Regions from separate parts of the Homo sapiens genome. Here region 2 is linked to region 1. The links are chromatin contacts, found by Hi-C or POLR2A ChIA-PET in ENCODE. All regions are on one chromosome and are shown on one strand. The core of a region is the stretch at or near the end of the contact, and the rest is flanking DNA. Distances in the headings are between cores, read along the strand shown.

Region 1 (4,527 bases), core at 673-3,172:
GCACAGCCTGGAGTTCAGTGGCACAATCATAGCTCACTTTAACCTTGAACTCCTGGGCCCAGGTGATCCTCCTGCCTCAGCCTCCAAAAGTGATGGGATTATGGGTGTAGGCCACTGTGCCTAGCCCTTATCAAACTTTTAGTATTAATTCATCAATTGAAAAAAATCTATTAGAGTATATGATTTGATTTTTTATTTGGATATAATAGTTTGAGGACTTGCTTATATTTTTCAAAAATATTTATTGGACAGCCATTATGTGCCAGAAACTGTGGGGAGCAAAATAAATATAGTCTCTGCCCACTTGTGGCAGGAAGCCTAGCTGGGAACCCTCACATGAAATAAATAGTCACACAAATGACTATGTAATTGTGAGTTGTGATATGAACTGTGAAAGAATAGTACAGAGTTCTTTGTGAAAGTTTACTGAGGGAATTGATTTATACAATGGGGGTCATGGAAGATCTTTGAGCCAGTGACATTTAAGCTTCGACCTGAAAGCCAAAAAAGTGGAAAAATGGACGAGCCAGAAAAAGCAACATGTGCAAAAGCCCTAAGACAGTTCAGAAAGTGAAGCATGTGCAGTACAGTTTAGTAAAAAGGAGGCAGAGTGCAGGGAGAGCCCCAGGTGGCAGGATATCAGAAGGATCAATACAGAAATTCCCGAGAAAAGTCCAGCATAGGAAAACAATATGGAAAAACAAAAAACAACAATGCTCAAAATTTACAATGTTCTCACATATGTTGCCTCAGTTAATCCCTAGGAGAAGTGTGTGCCGCAGGGAGGACAAGGATAATTATGGTTATTCCTACCATTGAGGATTAAAGTTTAGTTTGGGACAAAGTCATGCAGCTTTTGGTTCCATGGTTCATATCACAAGGCAAACTCTGTGGGTTCTCTGGGAAGTTGGAAGGGAGTGAATGTATTGAAGCAGAAATGACCGACTCCAGCCTGGCCAACAGGGTGAAACCCCATCTCTACAAAAAGTACAAAAATTTGCCCTGTGTGTTGGTATGCTGCAATATTGTACTGTGCTCCAGCATGGGAGACAGAGGGAGACCTTATCTCAAAAAAAAAAAAAAAAGAAAGAAATAAAGGAAGAAAGAAATGACCTATGGCTAGGGCTATGCTGAGTATCTGAAGAAAGAAGGCTTTGAACTATACGTTTAAAAGCAAGTACTTCTAGGTTGCCACTCCCTGCCTGCACTTGAGGGATTTATCTCTGGGTCAAGACAGAGAACGAGTCTTGCATTAAATTACATTAAATTAAATGAATTAATTTATGGCTGGGTGCAGTGCCTCATGCCTGTAATCCCAGCACTTTGGGAGGCTGACATAGGAGGATTGCTTGAGCTCAGGGGTTCGAGACCAGCCTGGGCAACATGGTGAAACCCTGTCTCAACAGAAAAAAAAAATTAAAAAAATTGTAAAAAAAAATTATTTATTTTCAACTTTTATTTTAAATTTAGGGGGTACATGAGTTGGTTTGTTATCTGGGTATATTGTGTGATGCTGAGATATAGGGTACGGAGTCTTGCATTTTAGAAAGTGATGAGTCACTTTCAAAGTTGACAGTTCTATAATTCCCTGATTTACATATCAGGACAAAATTTGAGCATAGGCTGGTGATTTCTGACTTGAACCTAAAGGTCTGTGGAATCGGAAGGGTTCATCAAAATGAGAAACTACAACTCCCGGCAGGCCTCGGGGCTGGGTCTTCTTCCCCGCCCCTCCCTCTTTTTCCGCCAGGGCTGGGAACGACCAATGACGGTTAGTCATTTGAATAGACCAATAATATATTAAACGGTTCAGGTTGAGGAGGGGCGGTCGAGTCATCCAATCGCACGGAAGAGGTGAAAACATATTAGCCAATCCAAATATGTGGGGGCGGGACGTAAGGTGGGGCGGTGAAAGAAGTTTGCTGACGAAGATGGCGACTGAGGCACAGAGTGAAGGGGAGGTGCCAGCCCGCGAATCCGGCCGGAGGTGAGCTGAGTTTGGTCCAGTTTCCTGGGAAACGCGGCCTTGGGCTGGTAGTCCTGCCGCCTTTGCCTTGGGTCACGGAGGCGCACGGTTCGGGCTTTGTTTCTTTCTCCCACGGCGTTTCTCATCGTCGCGCCTGCGGGGGCTGAGGCGCGGGGGTCGGGCCTGGGCGCTGGACTCCAGCCAAACCCCCCGCTCGGTCCTGCCGGTGCCCGAGGGGGCTCCTCCCGCTGCGCTGGCTGCAGACGTCCAGCTGGGGGTGGCAGCGCTGATCGCTTTGGCGCCGAGACACCTCTTGATGGCGAGGAAACGGAAGTCCAGGGCTGGTTAGCGAATTCCTCACTGTTGCACACAGCGCTTCACATCTTCTCCGAGGCACTTTGTGCGTTCAGGTCCGAGCAAGGATTTGAGTGTCAATTAGAAACAGTGTTGAGTCCTTGGGCCAGTTTTTAAACCTCTCTCGACTTCAGTTTCTTCATCTGCAAAGGGACGTGAGGATGCCTATTTCCAAGTGTCAAGATTGAATAAGACAATCCATTTAAAGCTAGCACTGAGTTTAGCCGATAATGACAACTCTACGCAATAGATTTTCTTCTTCCTAGTAGAACAGCTAAGGAGCAGATGGGAGAGGGATCTGTAGTCCAGGACATCATGACTTTATTTCCACAGGATGTTCTTTCCTAAACAGCCACACCGAGATTTAGCGTTTTCAGGAGAGAATTTCGAGGTGGTGTTGCCTTAGCCTTGAGACCTAAGTTGTCTTAATTGATTACAATTTTGTTTTTGGTGTAATTCAATAGATTGAGTTTATTTACGTTGCCTCAGTGTAACTCAGTAAAATACTTCGGTTTGGCGTCTTTTGGTTCCATTTGTACCGAATAAGAGATTCCAAGAATCTTGGGAAACTAATAACTTTGTGACTCGGCTTCTTCCTGAGCCCAGATGAGCGTGGTTGAGTGTGTTATTTAAAATATCATACGGGGCCGGGCATGGTGGCTTACGCCTGTAATCCCAGCACTTTGGGAAGCCGAGGGGAGCGGATCACCTGAGATCAGGAGTTCGAGACCAGCCTGGCGAACATGATGAAAGCCCGTCTCTACTAAAAATACAATAATTAGCCGGGTGTGGTGGCGGGCGCCTGTAGTCCCAGCTACTCAGGAGGTTGAGGCGGAGGTTGCAGTGAGCCCAGATGCGCCATTGCATTCCACCCTGGGTGACAGAGCAAGACTATGTCTCAAATAAATAAATAAAATAAAATATGATATGGAAGAGTTTTCCACTCTTTTTTGTTTTGTTTTGTTTTTGTTTTGCAGTTGCAAGATTTCATAGAGTGAAATAGAGTGAAAACACAGCTCCCACACAAAGGGAGGGGACCCAAAGTGGGTGGCCGTTGCTGGCTCTAATGCCTGGGTTTATATCCTGATCCTTGTCCCTCCCGCTGTGCTCTCAGGCAAGAGATGATTGGCTATTTCTTTACCTCCTGTTTTTGCCTAATTAGCATTTTAGTGAGCTCTCTGATTGGTTGGGTGTGAGCTAAGTTGCAAGCCCCGTGTTTAAAGGTGGATGCGGTCACATTCCCAGCTAGGCTCAGGGATTCTTAGTTGGCCTAGGAAATCCAGCTAGTCCTGTCTCTCAGTCCCCCTTCTCAACAGGAAAACCCAAGTGCTGTTGGGGAGATTGGCCGATGACCGCCCTAACTGCTTCCTGCTGAATTGGGGCGTAGTAGGGGTTGTGCAGTTGAGATTTCCTCGGGAGGGTTGCCTTCGATGTCATTAACATCGGAGCATGGGCTAGCAGGCTGTTCCAGGGGTCCGCGGTGGATCTTAGTCATAGACTGCATCTGGGGCTCCATTTGAAGAATGATTTGTAGTTTTACAGTTTCAATTCTGGAAGAGACAAACGCTTTGGATGCCCCTTCGTGGTCACCAAAATGTTACCGGGGGTCCTTGCTCACAGAGCTCCCAAGATGGTGGCCAGCCGCTTCTAAGATGATGGCGGGCCGCTTCCAGGATGGTGGCAAGCCTAGTGTTCTCTGACCTGGGGTTCTCAGCCTCACCGATTCCAAGGAATGGAATCTTGGGCCATGGGGTGAGTGTTACAGCTCTATTAGAAGCTGTGGGTCACGGAAGAGAACCGTGGAACCCAGTGACTGGTGTTCAACTTGATTAGGACGAACCCAGGCACTTAGCCATGCAGGAACAATGGCAAGCCTTTAGCACGATCGGGAGTGGCAATGGGAGTCTCACTGGATCAGGAGCACAGCAGACACCCTGCCAGATCCGGAGGGATGGGAGTCAGCAGCGGGATGGGAGTCAGCGGCGGGTCTGCGACAGCGGCAAACAGCAGTGGTAGAGGGCGAGCAAAAGCTCAGCTCCAGCCATAACAAACATAGACCAGAAGAGTGCAGTTGCAAGATTTAATAGAGTGAAATAGAGTGAAAACAGAGTTCCCATACAAAGGGAGGGGACCCAAAGGGGGTTGCCCGAGTTTTCCACTCTTGAAGCTGCCTATAAATGGTTGATCATTTTTTTTTTTTGCCCGGG
Region 2 (4,114 bases), core at 821-3,320, 3.6 Mb before region 1:
CAGCTGCAAAAAAGGGGATGTTATGATATGCTGAACAAAAAATTAACTTTCTGGTAAATTTTGCTAAAATGTATCATTTTACTGAAAGAGAATAAGCTATAGACTATTGATTTCCCTAAACATTCATCCACTATGAGGTTGGAATGCTCAGTGAAAATTCCAACAATCCAAGTTTCTTGAAGGTTAAGCTTCTTGTACACTTTACTGGTCACATTAGAAGAGCAATGCACATCTTTACTGGTTTACCAAGTCCATCACGCTTGTTTGAGATGCTGGTATAAAAGCTAAGTGCTTATGAGATGAATATGAGTGACGGGCTATGGAAGAATATATGCATTTGTTTACATAAATTATACTAGGCAAATTAACTCCACCAGAGTAAATGTTGGAGGTTCTGCAAAGGGAAGAAGGATGATACCTTGTTATTGATCTTGTTATTGATTGAGGAGAGATGGGAAGGGACCCAGAAGCAGCTCATTTGTTGCACACAAGATAATTCTAAATGCATTTTACTAAATGTAACACTGTATCTCTTCCCTAAAATATTGGACCTCAGACTCCTTTTTGATTAATACACCAGAAAGAGAAAAAATGATTTTGGGTAAAACATACAAGAAACCTGTAAAATAACCATGAATGTAACTTTCAAGAGGTAGGTTCTCTAAGTTCATATGCACACAAAATGTCCACTGCTTATTTAACAACTGGCTTAAAAAAAAACACACACACACACACAATTATAACAGTTTCACAAACCCTTATCTGAACCTTCTGGGGCCAAATGTGTTTTAGAATTCTGAATTTATCAGATTTTAGGAAGGGGATAACTTGGATGTATTATGGAAAGTCCCCAGTGGGGTCTGGTGCTGCAACCTGTAATCAAATCCACTGACATTTCTCCAGCAAAACATGAATATTCACACTTAATGGGATAAAGACCACAAACAGCCTTACATTAGTTTTAGTCAGATCTGGCTGCCCAGTAAGATGTGGTGCCAAACTTACTGAAAACGTTTTGGTTTTCATAGCTTTCTGGCTTTCAGAGTTAAGATAAGGGATTGTGGGCCTGTACCACAGTATTAGTAACATGAATATTGTTAAAACTTAATACAATTTAACTTAAAATAAAAGACAGTACCAAGTTCGTAGGGAATTTAAACATGTTTTATTGTCAGAGGATGTCATTAGATGAAACTCCCCATCTCATTACATAGCTCCCACAAAATCTTTACAAAAAAATTAGCCTCTTGGAGAGGCGTGAAGTTACTGAAAGAGAAAACACGTCACATTCCAAATCTGCAAGTTCTTTTAAGTATGAACTAGCGTGCACGCTGGACTACAAAGTAATTCGTGGAAGGGATTCCCTCATCACAGGTTACATAATTTCACCCACAACATAGAAAAGGTTTATATTACTAAACCACTAGGATCAGTAGAACTGACAACGTACAGAAAACGATCTAAATATGCATTAAGCAGTTAGGGTCCCGGGTCAAACTCTTGCAAAGGAAAAAAATCACTTTCTTTCTACCTAAGGCGGGTTCTCCGTAGCTGTCCAGGCTGGTGGTCACTAGACCAAGAGCAGCTGCCCAACTACAGAGAAGCAAACTCCAACTCCCAGTAGCCCCTGCGCGGAGGCGGGGCGGGGATTTGCCAGGCCCCGAAATGCCAACGCCTGAGCTCGCGGAGGATGGCGGGAACTGGAAGAGCGGCGGTCTGCAGCCCTCCCCTCATACCCTTGCCCCCGCGACCCGGCCCCTTCTCAAGCCCTCTGCACGGTACCTGTCCCCAGGACTCTCTGTTCTCTTTCCCGCTGCAGCATGGGCGGTACTACCGGGTCTCAGATGGCAGCGCGGGGGCGACGACCCCGGGGCTGGGGATGAGGGGAAACCTGGCCTAGCGGGCATGCAGCGCCTTGTCATGTCGGCGCCGCTGGCGACGGCGGCATGAGCCGTGGCTGGAGAAGTTGGGTGCGTGGTTGCCGTCTTGCTGCTGGGACTCCGGGAGGCTGTCGGAGCAGAGGTGGGCGGCACCCCCTTCTCTCTTCATGGCGGTTCTCTCTTCGGAAGTGACTCCGGCGTGAGCGGGAAGGAACCTGGGGACCAGTAAGGGGCGGGTCTTACTTCATGAATCACGTCTTGATTGGCTGGCACGGTGGTCATTTCGGTGGTGGCGCAATAGGAAGCCGCAGCCTCTCTGGAGAAGGCGGGGCTTGGGGACGGGGGAGGAAGAAACCTCCCCCTCCCACCCCGTCACATGCACTGAGGGCGCGCGCCTCTGGTCCCGGCCGCCTCGGCCTTGGCCGGCGCGCGGGGGCGGAAAGGCGCGGGCAGCAGCTGGCGGACAGCTGACGACACCCGCCTGGTTGAAGGCGAGGGGTGAGGGTTTGCTGAAGCAAACCGGAGCCCGGCAGCTGCCTTCGTTGAGGATGGCCAACACTTGGGCTTCCTGTGTCACACAATTGTGCCTCAGAAATCCGCAGCTGTTCATTACATCGTCTCTTTAACAGCTTAGGCCAAAGTGCCATAATACTGTCACAATTTGCTGAGGGATCTGCACAGCGCGATCCGAAGACTTGTCCATTCTACGACGGTTCTTGTTGAGTGTCAGCGGTAGATTATTTTTTTGTCTTTAAGAAGAAGAAAAAACCCCCAAAAAACTCCATTGGAATAAAGACAGTTGTTAATCCACAAAAGCATTTTGTTTCTCATGAGTTACCATGAAGTCTCTGCAGCCGACTTCCTTGGAGATTTTTTAAAGGAACACAAGGTCAGCTTTCAGTTTTCCATGTTAAGCGTGGGCAGCATAGATAAGTAAAAGCTGCCTGCAATCTCCAACCCTCCTTTGTAAAGGGCTTGTGCTCTGGAGGCTGTTAGCCATGGTTTTCCTTATAAACCGAGAGACTGGTCAGTATCTCTGAACCTCAGCCTCCACATCTGTAAAACGGGCATTTTACTCACTTTTCTGGGTAATTGTAAACCATAAAAGGATAAAACAGTGTACACTGCACAGTTCAGATTCTCTCATGTAACAGGTACAGAGCAAATTATAGTTCCCTTTCTTCCCCAGATAGATTCCTACAGCGAATTTTACTTCTTTACAAAATCTTCCAGAGACAGGTCAAATACTGTTGCAATAACTGTTAACAACCAAAATATCAATTTCAAGATGTCCAAGCTTTAATTGACAGAGTTATTTAATCAGTTGGATGGAAAAAAATCTTAAATGATATAAAATAATTTGGACGGGTCTTTCAAGTTTATTGTATAGAAATTGAACTATTGGCCTGATACAGTTGCTCACATCTATAATCCCAGCAGTTTGGGAGGCCAAGGCAGGTGGATAGCTTGAGCCCGGGAGTTGGAGACTAGCCTGGGCAACATAGCAAGACCCTGTCTCAAAAATAAATTAATTAATTAAAATTTAGAAAAAACGAAATTGAACTGTTCTGGTCACTAAGCATGCCTGACTGACTCCAAGTTCACCTCCTTTTCCCTTCCCCTTTAGTCCCCGGGAGGAAGAATTAATAAGGAATAAAGTGGACAAAAAGCTGGCAAAGTAGAGGGTCGAAGGTAAACAGTGAATATACAGGTTTCACATTCACCCCAAAAGCACATATGTACAGCTGTATACTAGCTAATGGTGGCGGAAGAAGGGAAGTGCCAAAATAGAGGGTACTTTTCTGCTCCTAATAGCGGAGAATTTACTATACGTAACATTGTTTTTTACATAAAAAAACATGATACTCAAAATGTGTTGAATGACTTACACATTTGCATTTTACATGTATTATTTCCTATCTCTTAGTGCTTTCTGTTGGATGTTTTTACACTAGGAAGTTTCTGTACTATAACAGAGCACATCTACGAAACATTTAATCCGATTCATTTCCTTGCATGCCTAATCGATAAAGAGTAATGCATAAAAACACGTTCTGCATGATCATTTAGTTGCTTTTCTTGGATTATAGTACTTGAATCATCCAGCCTCCAAAGTATCACTTTAAAGCCTGTACTCAAACTACCAAACAATAGTTTTCTCATTTTCTTAATCTGAGTAACAGATTATGGAGTTAAGTGAGGCAAGAAATCCCTCGATCAATAAATGGAGATGG

The links. Hi-C counts contacts between places; a loop is a spot of excess contacts on that map. ChIA-PET counts read pairs that join two places held with the same protein, here RNA polymerase II (POLR2A). Pooled maps may share reads with other maps.
Region 2: a pooled map shows a loop between it and region 1 (19-fold over the local background). The contact joins the promoter of SLF2 here to the promoter of ARHGAP19 in region 1. A Hi-C loop is called at or near these places in 1 of 37 single-sample maps with no recorded cell type and 6 of 50 pooled maps. POLR2A ChIA-PET finds 5 or more read pairs at or near these places in 1 of 52 experiments (naive thymus-derived CD4-positive, alpha-beta T cell).

What each region holds. Positions count from the first base shown.
Region 1 is chr10:97,290,032-97,294,558 of GRCh38, reverse strand. It overlaps ARHGAP19 (Rho GTPase activating protein 19), which reads left to right and starts at 1,922. Exons shown (of 12, transcript NM_032900.6): 1 at 1,922-1,987. The coding sequence starts at 1,932. It overlaps ARHGAP19-SLIT1 (ARHGAP19-SLIT1 readthrough (NMD candidate)), which reads left to right and starts at 1,886. Exons shown (of 15, transcript NR_037909.1): 1 at 1,886-1,987. RefSeq lists a silencer at 2,201-2,250 and enhancers at 1,595-2,351, 2,352-3,110, 3,869-4,527.
Region 2 is chr10:100,910,919-100,915,032 of GRCh38, reverse strand. It overlaps SLF2 (SMC5/6 complex localization factor 2), which reads right to left and starts at 2,070. Exons shown (of 20, transcript NM_018121.4): 1 at 1,783-2,070. The coding sequence starts at 1,922. RefSeq lists enhancers at 1,921-1,970, 1,991-2,060 and a silencer at 2,281-2,550.